Regions from separate parts of the Homo sapiens genome. Here region 2 is linked to region 1. Evidence: read pairs that join two places in POLR2A ChIA-PET (ENCODE). Cell type or tissue: A673. All regions are shown on one strand. Links, peaks and the distances in the headings refer to the core of each region. The heading gives the core; the rest is flanking DNA. Region 1 overlaps BLCAP (BLCAP apoptosis inducing factor). Region 2 holds the start of LINC01746 (long intergenic non-protein coding RNA 1746).

What was found. Peaks named below come from ENCODE experiments on the same cell type or tissue, not always from the same donor. Only the 100,000 strongest peaks of a DNase experiment are listed, where the experiment ranks them.
Region 2: POLR2A ChIA-PET joins it to region 1 with 11 read pairs; 2 of 35 experiments call an interaction of 5 or more read pairs at or near these places.

Annotation. Positions count from the first base shown.
Region 1 is chr20:37,510,190-37,520,559 of GRCh38, forward strand. BLCAP (BLCAP apoptosis inducing factor) reads right to left here. Exons shown (of 2, transcript NM_006698.4): 2 at 7,228-9,161. The coding sequence starts at 8,985. The coding sequence ends at 8,722. Among named protein-coding and RNA genes, the nearest start is that of NNAT, 5.9 kb to the right of the region's middle. RefSeq lists enhancers at 8,406-9,269, 9,270-10,133. In A673, for the core only: no CTCF peak of the experiment used is centred there; no DNase peak of the experiment used is centred there; H3K27ac peaks cover 110 bases.
Region 2 is chr20:37,567,899-37,578,268 of GRCh38, forward strand. LINC01746 (long intergenic non-protein coding RNA 1746) reads left to right here and starts at 3,202. Exons shown (of 4, transcript NR_184035.1): 1 at 3,202-3,400; 2 at 3,996-4,067. RefSeq lists enhancers at 123-623, 8,350-8,399. In A673, for the core only: no CTCF peak of the experiment used is centred there; a DNase peak (open chromatin) is centred at 5,153.

The DNA.
Region 1 (10,370 bases), core at 998-8,997:
TTGGCCTCCCAAAGTGCTGGGATTATAGGCGTGAGCCACGGCACCTGGACACTTCTTGTATCATCAATAGCTTAATGCTGGTATTTTTCCTCTTTGATCTAATTTCCCATTTCAGTTATTTCACCCCAGCAAATATTTATTGAGTACCTCCCAGTGATGGCTTGAGAACAGATGAGGTCACCTGCCGAGTGCTAAGCCTCCCAGGTTTGGGTGGGTGGGTCGTTGCATGCTTGCTATCCAAGGCTAAGCCCCTATCTGTCCATCTAGTGCCGTCCACTCCAGGCCACTTGGGACACAGGCCATCACTTATCCCTGTTCGCTGTTGGCCTTTCTCTTCTTGGTGTCATTTCCTTGCTTTTCAGCTTAGAGAGGTCCTCCACTCAGATACTTAAAGATTTTATTAAACATTTTATTCCTTTCCTCCTGGTTTTTAATGGGCTCATATCTATTTGGCTATTAAAAATAGCCTCTCTCTTCCCTGGCCTCTTCCCCCTCTGAAAAATGATGTGTCCCAGACTTCCAGTCCTATCTGAGCACCGGGAGCCTCCCTGGTGCCTTTGCCCCAGCTCCCTAACTGCAGGCAGCCCTCCACCTCCTTCTTCCCCTCATGACTACAGGGAAGACAAGGACAGTGGTGAAAGTGAGGCTCTGAAGGGCAACAGAATGGGACACAAATCCCAGCTCTGCCCCCCATCTTGGGAAAGTGCCTTCATCTTTTGAAGCTCTTCTGTATAGTGGGCAAAACCACGTCAACCCTAGGATGTTCTCTTAAGGTTTCAGGGAGATATTGTTGACAAAATGCTCATCAGGGCCTGATCCAGAAAAGCACAGGCCAAATATTAGCTACATAAAAAAAGACCAGTCCAAACGGGTCACTTCCACTCATCCACCTCTTTCCCTTCATAGTTGGAAGAGGTGACCTGTTCCTCTCATCTCCACTTCTTCCTCTTATTCTCTTCTCTTCCCATGGTGATGTGATGTCTGTCTCTATTGCTCTGCCAACCCCAAGATGGATGACAAGACCTCCTAACTGACCAACCCAACTGCCTCTTCTTGGTTGTCTTGCTGGTACTGCTCACCACTGGAGGCTTCATATTCCTTCTCAAAACCCCTCCCTCCACACCTTCTCCCTGGGCAATCTCCTGGAATCTCAAGTGAAAGGGGCCATCTCTTCCGGGAGGACAGGTGGGCTCCTCTGGCTGGGCACCTGCAGAAGCAGAGCAGGAACACCTAGGGGTAGGGAACCAGGCTGTGAAATGCTCTGCTCCATTAACAGAGAGAATGCCATCCTCTAGGCAATAGGGAAGGACGAAGTTAAGCCAAGAGCCACAGAACATGACCTAAGCTGGTAAAGATGGCCAATGGTGGCCATTTGGTTGATGGGTTGAAAGAGACAAGATTGAAAGCAGAGAGACATCTGGTGCAACTGTTCAGCAAGAGATGATCTGAATTAAAAGAAGGAGATGGATATAGGAAAGATCAAGGGACCGGAGAGACAGGACTAGAGGTGCAGTGGTGTCATCACGACCAGGGATCGGGAGGCCCAATCCAATCTTGCTGGTTTTGGACATCACTCATACTGCACACCCAGACTGTTAGGAGGGCACAGCTGCCAGGGCTATTAGTCACAGTAGCTGTGGTGTGTGCTATGTGCCTGTGGTCCCCAGTTCCTGTCAGTACAAAATGGAACCATATGGCGTTCATAAAAATGGCTCTGAGGGTGGAAAGAAGAACTGGATCCTATTTGGCCAGTAAGTAAAAACAAACAAAACCAAAAGCCAACCACCAAAAAGCAGCCCCCCAAATGGCCCACCCCATCTGTGAATAGTAGTCTAACCCCCACAGTATTGTAGCTGGAGTCTGGGGGTTGGACTGAGGACAGTTTTTCCCTGGAATGGTCTGAGGGAATAGGATGAAAGGACTTAAATCCCGGTGATGGGCTCATATGGGTGTGTGTGGCAGTGGGGCCCGGCTGCAGGGAGTTCTCAGACTGTCTAAAGAGGACACTCATGATCTAGGAGGGGAAGAGGAGATGGAAATGGGAAAATGAGCAAGGCAGAGGACCATCTAAGATGTGATCAGAGTTCAGGAATCAAGGGCCAGCCTGGCCTAGCTGTGAACTCTTGGGCAAGTCAAGAAACCTCTCAGCAGAGCTTCGGTCAACTCTCTGTGAAACAGTAGTTCACGATCTGCACTCCTGCAAGCTCACCTGCCTGCCAGCCTATGGGGAGGAATTCATAAAAGCGGGAAAGCTGGGGAAGTCCCATATGCAGGGTTAGGGGGTGGGAAAGGTAGAGGGAGGGAAGAAGAGGGAATCCCCTTGGCTTACAAGTGACCCAGGAGTCCACCTACATCCAGACCTTACAGGGTGTCTACCACCTGGTGGGGCTACTCCTAAACCACATGTGAGCTGCTGCCACAGCGAGGATGCCAGGCTGGGCAGTCTTTTATAAGGTTCTTCTCGCATATCTTTGTTCACAATACTAGTCTGGAGGCTGGAAAATAATCTCTGTCACTTCAGAGTTGCCAAGAGATTTGGGAGGCAAACAGAGTTCCTTTCCTTCTAGGAAAGACTGGGCCACCCAATTACTTAGGGACTCTTAGCAATTGATTGAACCACCTATTCATCTAGCCACCAGGTCAGCCAACCAGCAGGTACTATGCCAGGCCTGGTCAGGTAAATTCTGTGCTTGGTCAAGGAACAAAGACTAAGCCCCTTATCTTCAAGGGTTGTGCAGGGCCTTGATGACCAAGCCAAGGGATTGGGCCCATAAACAATATGGAATTACTGAAGGGCTTTGTCTGTCTTTCCTGCCTCATAGACACTTCCATGTCTTCTTTGGCTCTAAGCTAAGATCCTTGACAGTTCTGCACCCAAGAGACTTCAAGTTTATTTTTTAATGCAAAAGATCCTTTGATTAAACACTTGATTGTCTTAATATACTTTCTTTCAACCACTGTCTCTAAGACTAAAATAACAAGGAGATAAATGTCACTGATGTTTCACAGAAGACAGCTTTGGAAATGTTAAAGATATCTTGGTCCAGCCCCCTCCTTGACTTATAAATGGGGAAACAGAGGCCTAGAGAACAGTAAGGAGAGCAAAGCCACATGGAAAATGGATGGGAATCAGTCCCAGGGCCTTAGCACCTGCCTGCCTGCCCCCTCCTTGGAGGGTCACCACTACCAGTGTGGGGCAGGAGGCTGGCAGAGGGTTTGGCTTTGGAAAAGGTGTTGAGCTGTCCAAGTACAGGCTCCACACAAGCTGCTCAGGAAAAGTACTGAGAGGCCAGAACCACCCAGAAGATTAGTCTTTGAAGAAGACTCATATCTGACCCTTTGGGATATTTGACAAAGCACTCTCAAACATATGCTTCCTCTGGTTCCTCGTTGGGAGGAGGCTGGACAGACAGGGGTTACTCTCCAAGAGAGGGAAATCCATGGAGGGTTGCTGGGTAAAATGGTGGCTAAGTAGGGGCTCAAACTGAGGACTTTGGTCTCCCAGAAAGAAAGCTACACCTTGGTGTTTTCCTTTTCAGGATACTGCCTTTGCAGAGAAGGTAAAAAATAATTAATGGACTTCACACAGAGGTACTGAGATATGGTCTCCCAAATAATCTCTACCTAACTCCACTAAAGCCCTAATAACATGGTATTATCTACCCACAAGAATGACTCTGCCCTCCCTCCTGCTGATCTGAGCTCCTCAAGGAGGGCACAGTCATTCTGCACCAGCTTCTCAGAGCTTGGAAAAGAGCCTGGCAAATGCTCCTCAAATGAATGAATGAGAGGGAGAGCTGGGGGATCAGATCACATCCCTAACAGGCTGGAGCTTAGTAAAGGCCAGTGGCAGGGAGCCATAAAACAGAGGAAATAACATTTACGGAGACTGTGCCTTGGGGCCGATGCTGTAGTGGTGGTGTGTTCTCTATGAGACAGGTGAGGTATAGTCACAAAGGCAGGGCGTAAGCGCTGGGACTCTCTCAAGCCTTGCATCAAGGTTCTTCAGTCCTTAAAGTCTATCTCTGCCCAGCCTCTGAGTCCCTTTTCCAGGATCCCAAAGGGAGACCCAAGGCTTCTGTCTGAAGCCTTCAGTTGCTGCTTAGGCAGGTTCTCTTCTTCACCTCAAGCCTGCCTAACAATAGAAGTTTTTCTCAACATACTTCATTCTCCCCTTGAAGCCTGGCAGATCAAACTGTGTTCTTCCTGGGACTTTCAGGAAGATACTGGGGAGGGAGGGTTGCTGGGCTGAGACAGGCCAAGCTCCCTAGGCAGGACCATCTTCCATCAGGGAGAGCACTTCTTCAGTCATTCCTCTTTTCAGAACAGTGGCCCTTTCACACATTTTGGTGCGTTGGGGAGTGAACTTTGCATTGGATGGTAGAAGACAGGGTTCTGGCTCTGCCCACCAAATGGACACAGGTGACAGCCCTTCTCTGGCCTCCTTTCCTGCAGCTATTCAATAGGAGTTGGCTTTCCTTCTATCATCTTTCACTGCTTCCTTCTCCCCAGCCTACCTTTTCTCCTGTGTCCCTGCCTCACCCACACTCACTCCTTATGTCTACTTCTCCCCATTCCCAGTCATCTAGAGAAGCCAGTAGCCTTCTCCATGGCCCTGCTACTGTCACCACTCAAATGCTGTCCTGTTTCTTGCCGACAGAATCCCATCTCAAAGGCTGTTCTGACTGGGTTACTCCCCAACTCCCATCAGATCCTCGTTTGTGATGGTTCCCAGTTGGATGGAAATGAAGAGTTCTTAGGGCTGAGTTTAGGGGCCTGCCAATAGCATTTCAGCTTTAGATTTCCTTAGTATCTCCCAACAATTTGCTAGCTTTAGATAGACTGACCTCTTTATCCCAAAAAGCCTTTTTGGGTTCTGATTCTAGGGCAGCCAGATAGTGGTGGTCCTTCATTTTACTTTCATCCCAGTCTCTTTATCTGTAAGCAGAGATGCTTGATTAGATGGTAAAATAATAATAACATCTCATTCATTACTTCACTGCTCAAACCTTTATATTTGTTCTTCAGGTCTCCACCTGAAAGTCAATCCTTCCAGGCCTACATTGGGTCCCCTCTTAGACCTTCTCTTCTAGCAGCTGACACAGTCCACGGTTGTGTATCGCTGGCATTATCTGCTCAATGTTGTGCCCTTTCCCATTAGCCTGGAGGGCTCCCTAATGGCAGGAACTGTCCACCCTGTAGTCTCAAGGCCTATTCCTGCATGGGATTCTGCCAAATACCAGCCAAATGACTGACAATGCAGGCCCCCTTGGGAGACAAGAGGAGCCCATGAACTCAGTCGCTACAGAAGGGGAAGTCTGCGTAACACTAGCAGTAGCACTCAACAGAAGGCTGAGTGAAACGCTCCAGTCAAGTAGATCCCCAGGGAGAAGAAATCCAGGGAAGCTTCCTGACAGAGGAAATACCTGGGCTCACATGGTACACTGACTAAAGCATAAAGCCCATGCCATCCTGAAAGTGCACTGCCACCTACTCAGAGCCCAGCTAACATCCTCAAATGGGTCCAGGAAGACCCTAGATCTTGGGAGAAAGAACTCCCAGGATATTAGGACTAGAAAAACTGTCTGCTCCAAAGACCACATTTTACCTCTCTGGAAACTGGGGCCCACAGCAGGGTAAGAACCAGTTCCTAAAGAAGCCCAGACCTAGGCCTTATGGTGTCTTGTGGTCACTAGGTACCATGTGGGCAACCGTTTCACACTGAGCCACAGTGACCAATGTAATTGTGTGTTTTTCTAAGGCCTGCTGCCCCTACTCTTTTCCAGAAAAGGTATCTACTTTTCATTTTCCTAAAAGGCAGTTCAGGAAGAGGGGGTGGTTGCCTGGCAAGGTAGGAAGCACTGTGGGGTGACAGAATGCTGATTTGGCAGTCACTTTGGGAAGGGGTGGGCTGCAGGCTCCCTGCTGGAAAGGGCCACAAATCTTTCAGAGGGAGGCCTGTTTGTGACTCTTAAGCGGGCTTGACCTAAAACAGAAAGCTGCTTTCCGAGGGAGAGCAAAATAAGCAATAATCTTGGCTTCATTTATCATCCAGGTGTCGCCACAGGAGAGTAGGGACACAAAAGCCTTTTTTTTGTTTGTTTTGTTTTTGGAATTTGCAATTGTCTATTTTGTTAAGTCTTCCCACTAGGCTACAATCATGAGCTCCTGAAGAGTCAGGTCTGAGTCTTGCCCCTGAAATCCCCAGCAAGCCTAGTACAGGGTCTCAATGTTTGTTGAACAAACCATCCTTTCCAGGTATGACTCCTCAGCTTGTCAAGACTTTGCAGAACCACGAAATCTATCCAGAAACACAGAAAAGAAGAATTCAGAGATAAAAGCATAAAAGAATCAGGTAAGAAAATTACCCAGCAGATATGATCGATAAAAGTTTGGTTCTTTGAAAATACCTCTAAAATAGACAAATCTTTGGCAAGTTTTGAATGAAAAAAGGAATAAAGTGACAATGGGGAGACTTAAGTGAACAGGAGAAAACCATACTCAATTTTATAGCAACAAATTTAAAGCCTAGGTAGAACAGGTGATCTTCTATGAAATTACCAAAGCCCTTCACGACTGTGACTCAATAAAACCTCACGACAGCCCTGTGCCTTGGACAGGCAGTATTCCTACCATGCTTTCTAGAAGAAGGAGATTCAGAGGTGAATACTCAGCACAGGACCTGACAAACTAGCCTACACTGTCTCAAAGGTCATGGCCATGGGAGCACGTGCATACCTACAACATGGAACCACACCACTCTCGGCACTTCCAGCCATCACCTTACATCCGGCTGGTTGGACAGCCAGTCTTATTTATTTTTCCACTTGAAATGCCATAAGGGGTTTCACTATTTTTACTTCAAAAGCAGCACCATAAAAATCCTTGATGATTAGAGCTCCAGCTGTCTTAAGTTGTTTGTCAAGGGATCGGTTACTCAAATCTCCTATGGAGGGAAACAATTTCAGGCAAGAAGCCATGGGAGCTGAGAAACGCAAATGTCTCATCTCTGAAAACTTTCAGACTCCCTCCTGTTCACCGCCTGTCCTGCCCCCTGCTCCCCCTCCCCCATCCCCACCATCTGCTCTCCAGAAAGCAGATCAAATTTTCAGGCTAAGGTACTCTGGCGCCAAAGACTCAGCCCCTCCATGCTTCCCCCTGCCCCCCACCAACTCCGAAATCCAACACCACGACCCAAATGGACTGCAGCCACATAAAACCACAAAGTAAAGTTTATAAAGCTTTATTAAACATTTCAAACAGCTGTGCAACGAACACACCAAATAAAAGCTCTAGAATAGCAGTCCAGACGTTTCACAAGTATGGCCTCACAGTCCCATTCCCTAGATGGACTGCCTCCAGTTCTGTTCTCTGCCTGGCCCATCTCTCTTTCCCCTCAGGCAAGAGAGAGATGGATGGATCAGACTGAAAGGACAGGCATGCTGATCTCCAGCAGGCAGGGGCCAGGAGAAAGTCTCGTTTGCCAACACTTGTTACTGAAGCGCAGAAAAAGCAGCAAGTGACAGTCACAAAGTCTTCCTGGGTATTCTTCATAATGTACAGTCTATATGCGCAGGAACGAAGAAGCTCCTGGCGGGAGGATGATGGCCACTGCTCCCCTCTGTCTTGTCTGAACCACCTCGGAGTCCAGTGTGCTGGTCACTCTGCAATCCCCATGCTAAATAAAAACTGTAGCGGCACCTACCATATATAGCTAGCTATTGCTAAACCTCAAAATCAGACCACGTTCGATAAAGCTTCTTTAAAAGGAATATACACATGTATTTGTACACACACACACACAGGGCACACCAAAAAATATCCAAACATCTATCAAGGGGATCAAGGCCGTTACGAAACACACAGGTACTCTCCCACTCACTCAGCTGGGGACTGCTAGAACTACGTGAACACACCATACTTCAATGCTGCAGAGCATGCACGGGAGACACAATGAGGCCCCCTCCTTGGGACAGTTGAGAAAGGCAGGAGGAAGGGCAAAGGAAGTGAGGCTGGGCGGGAAAGCTTGAGCCCAGACACCCAGGTGAAAGAGCAACATCTATCTGTTGCTTCCTTTCTTAAAAATGAAGTGGAGAAAATACTGAAGATTTGTGGACAACTAACAGTCAAGACATGTTTCTGTCTAGCCTGCTGAACAAGGAAAGAAGGATGAAAAAGCGAGGCTCTCGGGCGTCAGCAATCTCTTCAAATTCGAGATAAGTGCAAAAATGAGCCCTGTCTTGGACAGGTACTCCCCAAAAAAGGAAAAGGGTAGAAGAGAAATAAAGGGAAACCAGAAGAGGGACTGAGGAGTCAGTAACATTCTGGGAAGGAAGGAGACCCTGACAAGGAGGGGTCACAGAGGTGACAATGAGACTGGCATTTTATCTGCCCCAGGTCACATTGGGGCAGCTGACCAGGATGGACCCAGACTCCTCACAGTAATGAGGCGAGAGGGGTGGTCATGCGGCCAGCCAGGACCTAGATGGGGACAGAACACACACAACCACAAGACCACCCACGACTATAGGACTTTACAATAAAAGCACCGGTCAGTGCCATTATTCACATTGTAAGGATAAAACATCACAGGCCAAAAAGGCGCCGTCAGGAATGTGACACCCGCGAGGCTGCGGGATTTGAAACTCCAATGCTTTATGACCTATGTCAATGCCTCCCCTCCCGTCTTCTGCTTCCTTGGAAAGCTAACAGGGCAGGCCGTTAGGTGCCCACAACGCCGGGATCATGCGCCGATTCTGGAAGCGGGGAATCGGAGCAGTGGTACAGGAAACAGTTTCCCCAGCAGCTATAGCAGATAAGGAACAGGGCTGCCAGGAAAACCAAGGCACAAATTGTGCAAGGCTTCCGTTCCAGGAGGAAGCTGAGCAGGTAGAAGCCCATGAACATGGAGTGGCTGAACCACAGGGCGGGGTTGAGGGGCTTGGGGATGAGGAGGACGGGCAGCAGCCACTGGAGGCAATACATGATCTCTGCCGGGCAGGGCCTTCACCAAGGCTGCCGGGCACCGCTGCAGGAACCGACCTAATGGGAGCCAGCGGGCGCAGGCGGCTGCCCTCCGCTTTCTTCAACCCTCACTCTCCAGGAGCTGAGCCGCTGTGCTCTCTGGCTGTCAGCCCGGGATCACCAAGGCAGCAGGGATCCTGAAGAGAAAAGTCAACACAACAGACAAACAGACAAAGAACAGACAGACAGACAAAAAAAAAAAAAAAAAAAGAAAAAAAAAAAAAAAACAGGAACAGAATGTATACTTATTTGGGAAAATGGATCATGGTTAACAACAGCAAATGTGAAATGCCCTTTCCTCCCTGCCCACCCGTGAAAGTTCTACTCCTCTCCAAGTCACTAATTCGGGAAGCTTCCTGGGATGTCTCCCCGGGGCTTCTCCTGGGGGATCGGGGAGAGGGCTCTTTGGCACGGTTTCACACAGTGGGCTGGCTTTGCCTGGGCCCTGCCCAGCAGAGATCATGTATCGCCTCCTGGGGCTGCAGCCCGTCCTCAAGGGGCCCAGACCTCACAATACCGCCCAGTGGTTGCCAAAGGACGACCAAGGGCTCCCTGCTGTGCCCCCACGTGGTAAGGACAGGGTTCTGTATCTAGCATCTCTCACAGCCATAGGTGCTCAGGCACTAAGTGCAGAGTTAAAGCTGTTAGCGGGGCACTGCCGGCCACCAGACCACAGGCAAAGGATCCTGAGGCAGCTACAGCCTCGAAATATTTTAAGATGGCAGCCTAGGCTAAGCTTGCCTTTTTCAAACAGCCCAGCGTCACTTTGCCAGAATCTGCCAACTTCTCCGAAAGTCAATGTAGAAAAAAAGTCACTATGCTACTTTGTCCAAACTGAACTCGTTTGGATCATTACACCTCCATCTGCTGCTGGCACTGTATAGAACCTGACCTCTGGGAGCTTTTAATGAAAATTAATTTTCTATCCACATAGGGGCAAATGCCAGTTGGTCCCTGGGCCAGGCAGCTTGCTGGAAAGAGGTGCTTTCGGCTGGCTACCGGTGCGCGGGGACCACACTCACAAACCGCATTCCGGTCTTCCCGCCCGAAAATCCGCGCTGTGCGAGGGACCCACAAGACTGGCGGTCTAAAAGGGACCCGCCTCACTTGGAAACGGGGCTGCGGTAGCCACAACCCTCCGGTAGCGGTAGCGTAACCCCGTTCGGTGATCCAGCCGCACAGCGCAACGGGTACAAAGAACCCCACTGGCTAAGGCCGACCTACCAGGGCTTGGGGGAGGGGAGCGGAAGACTGAGGTCGAAACGACCTGTCCAGCAGAAAACTATCCCCAAGCATATTCCAACCACTTCTCCGTAGAGCTCATTCCTTCCGTGCATACGAAGGGC
Region 2 (10,370 bases), core at 967-8,966, 58 kb after region 1:
CCAGCTGTCTGCCCCCTTCAGTGGTCTGGGTTCTTGCCAGGGTCTCCTGTGGCTCAGAATGGCTGGTGGGGGGGGGGTGCCATGCAGATCTAACCCCCCAACCCTGGGGATGTGGCAGAGGCTGGGAGGTTGGAGGGGGAGGCTCTGCTTCTGATCTCAGATTCTGGGCTTGTCTAGGCTCGGCTGGGAAAAGGGATCTGATGTGGGAGTGGGGTTGGGGGGCGTCTGCTGGGTTTGAGGCAGAAGATAAGGGTTTGGATCCTGACTGCTGATTAGGCGCTGTGTGAACTTGACCTTGGGGAAATCACCCCCCAGCTCAAGCTGCAATAACCTCGTCTATACTGTAAGAGATTTAAACTTGATCGTGGGACTTGAGGACTCTATGAATCCTCACAAATTACATGCAAAATTGGGGTGAGGTCAAGGGAGTCACAGTCTCGCTGGAGTGACTGGCCCCCCTCTGAGTGTTCAGACCATGATTTCCATCTCAATGCTGGTATTTTAGGTCTCTGGGTAGGGCCTGATTTCCTCTGCATCCTGGTTCCTGCAGGAGAGGCACTTTGTAAGTGTTTGTTAATGATCAGAGATGGGAAGGTACACCTTGTTCCAACACTGTAATTAAAGGTGACCAGAAGTGGCATGGGTTATCTTGCAAGGTGGTGAGCTCCCTGCCACTGAAGGAATTCAAACAGAGGCTGAATGAACTCTTTTTGGGGATGCTGTAAGGGATACTTAAGCATTTGACAGGGTTTGACTGTGAGATCCCTTCTGATTCCAAATTTCTTATAATTTTAATTTTTTAAAACTTTTAAGTTCAGGGTTGCTTGTTACGTGGTTTGTTCTAAAGGTAAACTTGTGTCACAGGGATTTGTTGTACTGATTATTTCATCACCCGGGTATTAAACCCGTGCCCACTAGTTATTTCTCCCGATCCTCTCCCTCCTCCCAACCTCCACCCTCTGGTAAGCACCAGTGTCTTTTACTCCCCTTGATGTGTCCATGTGTTCTCATCATTTATCTCCCGCTTATAATTGAGAACATGGGGTATTTGGTTTTCTGTTCCTATGTTAGTTTGCTAAGGATAATGACCTCTAGCTCCATCCATGTTCCTGCAAAGGACATGATCTCATTCTTTTTTTACGGCTGCATAGTATTCCATGGTGTATATGTACCACGTTTTCTTTATCCAGTCTACTGTTGGTGGGCAGATAATTTTAATTTGTTATGATTGAAGGCTACACAGAACTTCAACTATGACTGAGGAGAGGAAGAGAGCAGTTTGGGGTTTCTGTATATTCTGCCAGAGTGTAAAGTGGCAGACGTGTGGCTTTGCCTTCCAGGTGCCTCTCATAGTGGTGTGGAGTGATTCCAGGGTTTAAATACACATATTTTACTCTGCCATAGCTCCTAAACTCACACCAAACACTTTTGATCATCTGCTCCACTGAAAACGCAGGGATTTTTTCCTTTCCTTTCCTTTCCTTTCTTTTTCCTTTTCTTTTTGAGATAAGGTCTCCTGTCACCCAGGCTGGATTGCAGCAATGCAATCACGGCTCATTACAGTCTCAACTTCCCGGGCTCAGGTGATCCTCCCACCTCAGCCTCCCTAGTAGCTGGGACCACAGGTGAATGCCACCATGCCCGGCAAATTTTTGTATTTTTTGTAGAGATGGGGTTTTGCCATGTTGCCCAAGCTGTTCTCGATCTCCTGGGCTAAAGTGATCTGCCTGCCTTGGCCTCCCAAGGTGCTAGACTTACAGGTGTGAGCCACCATGCCTGGCTGGATTTGCTTCGTCCCTGGAGGAAAAGCTGACTGAGCTGGACTCACTGACAGCTGAATGGTTTCCAGCATGGAATGTCTCTACAGGATTTGCAAGGGAAATTTTGTCTTTTTTAAAAATTATTTTTTCATTATTCTGGGTACACAATAGGTGTAATATATTTACGGGGTACATGTGATGTTTTGATGCAGGCATACAATGTGTAATAATCACATCAGGGTTATTGAGGTATCTGTCACCTCAACCATTTATTATTTCTTTGTGTAAGGAATATTCCGTTTCTACTTTTTTAGTTATTTTAAAATATACGATAAATTATTTTTGACTATAGTCTTCCTAGTGTGCTACTAGATCTTATTTGAGACAGAGTCCCTCTCTGTCGCCCAGGCTGGAGTGCAGTGGTGCGATCTTGGCTCACTGCAACCTCTGCCTCCCAGGTTCAAGCAATTCTCCTGCCTTAGCTTCCCGTTATTTCTTCTATCTATGTTTTTGTACCCATTAACCAACTTCACTTCCCCTGCCTCCCTGCAACCCTTCCCAGCCTCTGGTAACTGTCACTCTTCTCTCTGTCTCTGTAAGTTCAATTGTTTTCATTTTTAGCTCCCATAAATGAGTGAGAACATGCAAAGTTTGTCTTTCTGTGCCTGGCTTATTTCACTTAACATAATGTCGTTCAGTTCTATCCATGTTGTTGCAAATGACAGGATTTTATTCTTTCTTTATGGCAGAATAATATTCCTTTGCATATATGTACTGGCAAGGGGCATTTTGACTACACCAGACTGGGATATTTGCTCACCCATTAACTCTAGAACCAAATCCCTGAATAAGATGTGACTTCCCTAATTGGGATGCTCCAATTCTAACAGCCAGGAGTCTTAAGGGTTCAGGATTCCAGAATCTAAAGTTTCTATAACTTGAAGATTCCGAAAGTCAATATTTCTAAGACTCTATAAGTCAAGAAATCTTTAAGAGGTAGTTCAAGATAAGACTTTCTATGGGGAATGTATGTTAGGGGTGGAAGTGCTAAGGAATAAATGTGAAACTTTTTTGCTTTTTTTCAATGTGTGAACCACCTACCCATAGAAAATAAATCTATAAAAAGATCATCTGCAAAAGCAAAGTGATTTCACTTAACTTAGAAAAATACAAAATATTTTCTCTGTTAAAAGGACTGAAGCTCAGGTGGGAGTTTGATAAAGGGATGGAGTCTGCTGCATGCTAGTAAACCACCTCTCCAAAGAATGCTGGGGTCTGTAGCATTTGCCAGTTTTCATGGTGTAAATACTTCCACTGCAATCGATTTCAAGTTGCCAGCAGTTTAACAATTGGTTCTCAAAGTTCCCGAAAATCTAACAATCGCCCTTTTATGACCTAGCAAAAGCTGGCTGGCCAGGCTTCTGCAATAGAACCTGGAAGAGTCAGAGGGGTTGTGGCTTTGAGGACAATTGTTCAAGTGAGAAGAGGGCTGTGCAGATCTCAAGATGACATCGGGATCCTGATGTGAAGTTTTCCTGCTTCTGGAGGAGGGAAGCAGAGGGCTGTTTTGCCTCCTCTGGGCCAGGGATGCATGGAATGGCAGAGGTGGGGGCTCCCAGCTATGGTGACTGGGAGGGCAGGTAAGTGATGGGACTGATTAGGAAGAGCCGCAACTGTCCCTTCACCCGGCCCATCCTTCAGTGGAGGTGGACATTCGCCTATTTCCTCACACTTTTTTTTTTTTTTTTTTTGACAGAATCTCGCTCTGTCACCCAGGCTGGAGTGCAGTGGTGTGATCACGACTCACTGCAACCTCCACCTCCCGGGTTCACACAATTCTCCAGCCTCAGCCTCCCGAGTCACTGGGATTACAGGTGTGTGCCACTGCACCTGGCTAATTTTTGTATTTCTTTAATAGAGACGGGTTTCACCATGTTGGCCAGGCTGGTCTGGAATTCCTGACCTCAGGTGATCCATCTGCCTTGGCCTCCCAAAGTGCTGGGATTACAGGCTTGAGCCATCACACCCGGCCCCCTCACGCAGTGATTCCATGAAAATTTATGCAGAGCAGAGATCATGATGCTCATTTTGCTGATGAGAAAATTAAGACCCAGACAGGAAAAGGTATTTGTTTCCAGTCACATAGTTGCCAGGAAATAAAATGATAGTAGCTCAAATAGATTGAGCATTTACTCTGAGCCAGATCTATGCTAAATAGCTTGACTTGTTGCTTAGGTCGGGGTCCCTGGAAGCAGATCCTGAGACAAAGTCCCCTGTGCAAGAGATTTATTTCAAAGGTGTGCCCAGGTAAGGGGGAGAGGGGCTGCAGAACAGGGAAGGGGAGGAAGCCAGGCAAGGGTGTGAGTTCAGACCATGTCCTAGCCTCAGCCTAATGGGGTGTGGGTCTGGAGCACCCCAGAATTTGTCCCAGCTGGAAGCAAAAGATCCGGGCTTTCATACTCCTCTGTTAGTCATTGGCTGGGGGCCATTCTTGGGACACGTTGACTCCCAGGCCCCCAGGTCAAGCCTCCGAATAAGGATTTCTTTCTTTTCTTTTTCTTTCTTTCTTTCTTTCTTTCTTTCTTTCTTTCTTTCTTTCTTTCTTTCTTTCTTTCTTTCTTCTTTCTTTCTTTCTTTCTTTTTCTCTCTCTTTCTTTCTCTCTTTCTTCTCTCTCTCTCCTTCTTTCCTGTCTCTCTCTCTCTCCCTTCCTTCCTTCCCCTTTCTTTCTTTCTTTCTTTCTTTCTTTCTTTCTTTCTTTCTCTCTCTCTCTCTCTCTCTTTTTCTTTCTTTTTTTTTTTTGACACAGTTTCACTCTGTCACCCAGGTTGGAGTGCAGTGGTGCAATCTCAGCTCACTGCAACCTCTGCCTCCCAGGTTCAAGTGATTCTCCTGCCTCAGCCTCCCGAGTAGCTGGGATTACAGGTGCACGCCACCACACCCTGCTAATTTTTGTATTACTAATAGAGATGGGGTTTCACTATATTGGCCAGGCTGGTCTCGAACTCCTGACCTCAAGTGATCCACCCGTCTCGGCCTCCCAAAGTGCTGAGATTACAGGCGTGAGCCAACGTGCCCGGCCTGAATAAGGATTTCTTATTAGCATCCAAACACATCGGAGCTGGGCATCAACAGTGTCCACTCGCTTGTATTAACTCAATTATTCCTCCCAGCAATGCTAAGTGGTATTATTATCACCCCCACTTTGTAGATGGGGAAAATGAGGCACAGAGAGATGGAGCCACCTGCCCAGCATCACACAGCTAGTGACTGTCAGAGCTGGGCGGAGCCTCGGCCAAACCGAGGCCTGTACACAGTTCCCATTGTTCTCTTCTCGGAGGAAGGGACGTTGGTGACTGGAGGAGCAAGAGAAGATGGCCAGAGGCAGGGGAAGCTGTCAGGACCAGGGACAGCAACTCTCAGAAGAAAGGGGAAAGAGAGGCGAGGCTTTAAGAGACCTGTTTGGGCTGGGTGCAGTGGCTCACGCCTGTAATCTCAGCATTTTGGGAGACTGAGTCAGGCGGATCACTTGAGGTCAGGAGTTCGAGACCAGCCTGGCTAACATGGTGAAACCCCGTCTCTACTAAAAATACAAAAATTAGCTGAGTGTGGTGGTAGGCACCTGTAATTACAGTTACTTGGGAGGCTGAGGCAGAAGAATCGCTTGAACCCAAGAGGCAGAGGTTGCAGTGAGCTCAGATCGCACCACTGCACTCTAGCCTGAGTGACAAAGTGAGACTCCGTCTCCGAAAAAGAGAGACCTGTTTGGACAGAGGAAGGTAAATGAGACAGAGAAGGAGTAGGGAGGTGGGGGTATGGAGAAGAGGCTCACACAGCGCTCTCTTCCCCTCCCCCAAACATCCTAGCCCAGCCCTCTGAGCCTTAGTCTTTTTCTCTGTAAAATGGGGTGAATAGAGGTACCTGTTCCCTCATAGTGCTGTTGAGAGAATTAAATAAGAAAGTGCTTGTCAAGTGCATGTTCTGGGTGGCCCACTGTGAGGACTGACAGCCACAGCTCTTCCCTCTGCCTGGCCAAGAGGCACCAGCTGGGGTGCTAGATGTGAGCTGAGCCTCTGGCCTAGGGGACGAGGGGCTGCTGTAGGGCTGAGTGTATGCTGGGGGAGAGGGCTGGGGTGAGCTGAGGTGGGGCAGTGGATTTGCCCCCGAGAGCCTGAGGGGAGCCATCAGTGTGCTTTCAGCCGGGAATGTCGTGACTGCAGTGTGGGGTGTGTGCTGGGTTCAGAGGGGCAGCAGAGAGATGACAGGGTGGGGAGATGGTTGAGGTTGGGCGATGCTAACGTCCAGGCAGGTGGTGCGGCTGGGCTGGCACAGTGGGTGACACACATGGCTTGTGGGTGTGTAGCATAGTGTGCCCTGTGCATGGGCCTGCATGGGCACGTGTGTGTGGTCTATCTGAGTGTGTGTCATGAGTGTCTGTAGGGGCATCTGTGTGTCTGTGTAATGGTGCATGTGTGTCTGGGAGTGAAGTTGAGGGCATGCATTGTACTAGTATGCCTACCATACTTGAGCGTGTTTGCAAATGTGTGTGGGTGTGTGTCTGGCCCAAACCTGGCAGGCTGCGGTGGCAGAGGGGCTGAAGGCCTGGCAGTGGCCTGATGGGCAGCTTTGGAACTCCTTCCACCCCTCTCTCACAGGAGCTGACTCCCAGACCGAGGAGGCCTGCTGGCACTGAGTCCGTCCTGTATCTAGAAGGACTGCCATGGCCCTGGCAGTGGGGGAGGGCTCTTAGGACCTGGGGCAGGCTGGGGAGTCAGGACTGAGAAGGGAGTGGGGTGGGTGAAGGCTGGGTGCAGACCTAGGAGAGGGCCACCTCCCTGGACCTCTGTTTCTGTGTCTGTGAAGTGGGCCTTGAAGAGTGGCCCCAAAAGATACAGCTGGGCAGATCCACCAATGTCTGCTGGCTTGAACCCCACCTTACACAGAGGCCCAAACTGGGCAATAACTTGATGAGTGTTGCCCAGCAAATCAGTGGCTACTTGGAGGGCAGACTCCGGCTTCCCGTGGCCATCTGAGTCAGGGCCCTGGCAGGGATCCTGGAACACCAGCACTGGGCCTCCCTTCTCCAGGCAGCACCCAGCACAATATTCCAGCCTGGGGGACAGGACTGATAGATGCTGTCCCCTCATGTTCTGGCAGATGCCCAGGCATGACTTCAAAGCTGGAAACAACATGGGAATCCCACCATCAGAGCTCACAGCCTCTCCATTCTGCAGGATTTCAAGGCCAAGGAATAGCTTTTCTGCCTGTCATTCCGCCATTAAGGAGTCAGTCATTTGGCTATGTAAATCTTTCAAATGTTTCTTTTTTAAAATGTAGGTAATTTCAGAAAGTATTTTACTTTCCACCTTGGTTGTCAATTAAGATTGGGACCGGGGAGTTGAGTTGGACTCTTTATGGGGCCAGGTTACTGGGGGAGAGGTCCTGAAGTCAAACAAGGACCTTGTACTTGCAGTGATGAGCCCTGCTTTGAGAGAAATGCCAGCACCACCAGCCAATAAGATGGAGAGAGGGAGGAGGGTGGAGTATGTAAACTGAGGCACAAAAGCTGGGGCCAAAGCAAACACTTTATAATTGTTATTATTATTATTATTTGAGATGAAGTTTAGCTCTTGTTGCCCAGGCTGGGTGCAGTGGCACAATCTTGGCTCAGTGCAATCTCCCCCTCCCGGGTTCAAGTGATTCTCCTGCCTCAGCCTCCCAAAAAGCTGGGATTACAAGTGTCTGCCACCACACCAGCTAATTTTTTGTATATTTAGTAGAAATGGGGCTTTATCATGTTGACCAGGCTGGTCTTGAACTCCTGACCTCAGGTGATCCACCCATCTTGGCCTCCCAAAGTGCTGGGATTACAGGCATGAGCCACCACGCCTGGCTGCAAACACCTTATTAACAGATACCTTAGTTGAAGTTAAACACCCTAGTTAATAGCCAGCATCTTCATTAACTGTTAACACCCTAGTTAACTGCAAACACCCTACTTAACAAAAAGCTTACTTGTTGAACACTGTAGTATATAGTTAACAGTGAACACTCTAGTTAACAGCAAACATTGTTTTTAACAGTTAACACCCTGGTAAACTGTGGACATGCTACTTAACACACACTTTTGTTGACAGTGAACATGTTAGTCCACAGTGAACACATCCTAGTTAACAGGTAACACCTTCATTAACAGTTAGCACCCTACCCAACAACAAGCCCTTTAGCTGACAGTGGGTCTTTGGCAGAAAATTAGGTTGAGGCACTCACTGAGGGTTTTGGGAGAGGGAGGAAGCTCAGCCTCTGGCTCTGTCCTTAGGCCTGGCCCACCAGCCCCACAGCGCTACCTCCATGCAGTAGTGCCCTCTGGCTTACAGGGGGAAACAGGAAACCACAGCTGGGATGTGAATTCTCAGCCTGAGTGCCCTGTGCTTCCCTGGAGGGGAACTCAAGTTCCTCTTTTGTGTCAGAGATGAAAGTCTGAGCTACAGTAGGTGGGGAGCTTGGAGTGATTTGTGTGTCTCTCTTTCCTCTCACCCTCCCTTCCTCCTTGCTCTTGGTCTCACTGTTAGCCCCCAGCTGGCTGTGTCTGGGGCTCCCTTTTCTCCTCTACCTTGCACTCCAGCTGACCATCTCGTTTCTGGATCCTTCTCTTTGCTCATCATCTTTCCTCAAACTCTCTCTCTCTCTTTCTTTTTTTTTCTTTTGAGACAGAGCCTCATTCTGTCACCCAGACTGGAGTGCAGTGGCACAATCTCAGCTCACTGCAGCCTCTGCCTCCTGGGTTCAAGTGATTCTCATGCCTCAGCCTCCTGAGTAGCTGGGACTACACGTGTGCACCACCACGCCCGGCTAATTTTTGTATTTTTAGTAGAGATGGGGTTTCGCCATGTTGGTCAGGCTGGTCTCAAACTCCTGGCCTCAGGTGATCCACCTGCCTCGGCCTCCCAGAGTGTTGGGTGTGAGCCACTGCACTGGGTCCTCAAACTCTTCCTCTGACTTTGTCAGTTTCTTCCCCCTACTCTCGTCTTTCCCACTCCTTGTCTCTGTCTCTCCCTCCCTCCTTCTCTTATCATCCTCCAGATCTCTGCCCAAGCACCACCTTTTCCAAGAAGCCCTCCCTGACCCTCCAGGCCTAACTTATGTCCCCGTGTCCTCCTGGAAACCATGCTCCTTGCCTTCAGAGCCCCCACTTCTACTTGCAGTGAGTAATTACAAACCAGAGTCTGTCTCCCCACCAGCATGTGAGTTCCTTGTTTGCCTTGCTCACTGCCATATCCTCAGTGCCTGGCATACAGTGAGTGCTTAATAGATGTTCCTGGTGTAATTGCCTTTCTCTCTGCCCCTTCTAGTCTCTCTGCTTTGTCCTAGCTGCCCGGATGACCTAGCCAGAGGCTTCTCCACTTGTCTCTCATCCTGCTCTTCACTTCCCTGTCTCCACAGCTCTTGGTGGCCCAGGGTGGGCCTTGGCCTTCAGCCTGCTGACCCAGGACCCTCACTCCTTCCATAGTGGGGACCAGTGCCTGTCTGAGCCCCATCATGATCCCACTGGGAGGTACTTGTTATAACTGGTTAGAGGAATGAATGATACAAAGAGAAAGGATTTGCCATTTCAATCCCAGCCATCTCTGCTTGACATACCTTGTGACCCTGCGCAAGTCACCTCATCTTTTGAGTTTCTCTTTCTCCATCTGTGAAACTGACTGGAGATCAGCAAAGACATTCCATGGGAACCTGCTTTGTAACCCATGAAGTGCCTTGTTGGTACCTGTGACTACCAGATGTTAGTATAACGTTTTCCTTCCCTCTCTGGGCACTAAGACACATGAAGTTCAATTTGCAGCCCCCAGGAGCCCAGGCTGGGGTGCTTGGGGTGCTGGGGCTCTTCAATGATGGCAACTAGGGGAAGGACAAAGTTGGTGTTTAAAACCAAATTCATTAATGTGTGTATCATTGAGCAGGGATCCTCAACCCCCAGGCCACATAGCAGGAGGTGAGCGGGGGACAAGCAAGCAAAGCTTCATCTGTATTTACAGCTGCTCCCCATTGCTCACATTACTGCCTGAGCTCCACCTCCTGTCAGATCAGTGGTGGCATTAGATTCTCACAGGAGGGCGAACCCTATTGTGAACTGTGCATGCGAGGGATCTAGGTTGCACACTCCTTATGAGAATCTAACGCCTGATGATCTGTCACTGTCTCCCATCACCCCCAGATGGGACCATCTAGTTGTAGGAAAACAAGCTCAGGGCTCTTACTGATTCTACATTATGGTGAGTTGTATAATTATTTCATTCTATATTACAATGTGATAGAAATAGAGTGCACGATAAATGTAATGTGCTTTAATCATCCGGGAATCATCCTGAAACCTTCCTTCCCCCAACCCCACACCGGTCCTTGGAAAAATTGTCTTCCATGAAAGCTGTCCCTTGTGCCACAAAGATTGGGGACCACTGTTACTGAGCACCTACTATGTGCCAGGCACTGTTTAGGGCTCTAGGGCTATATCAGCAAACAAATTAGAACTCTGCTCCTAGTTCCTAACGCAGTCATTGCACCATCCATGACTTCAACAGATATGCATTGAGCACCTACTGTGTGCTGGGCAC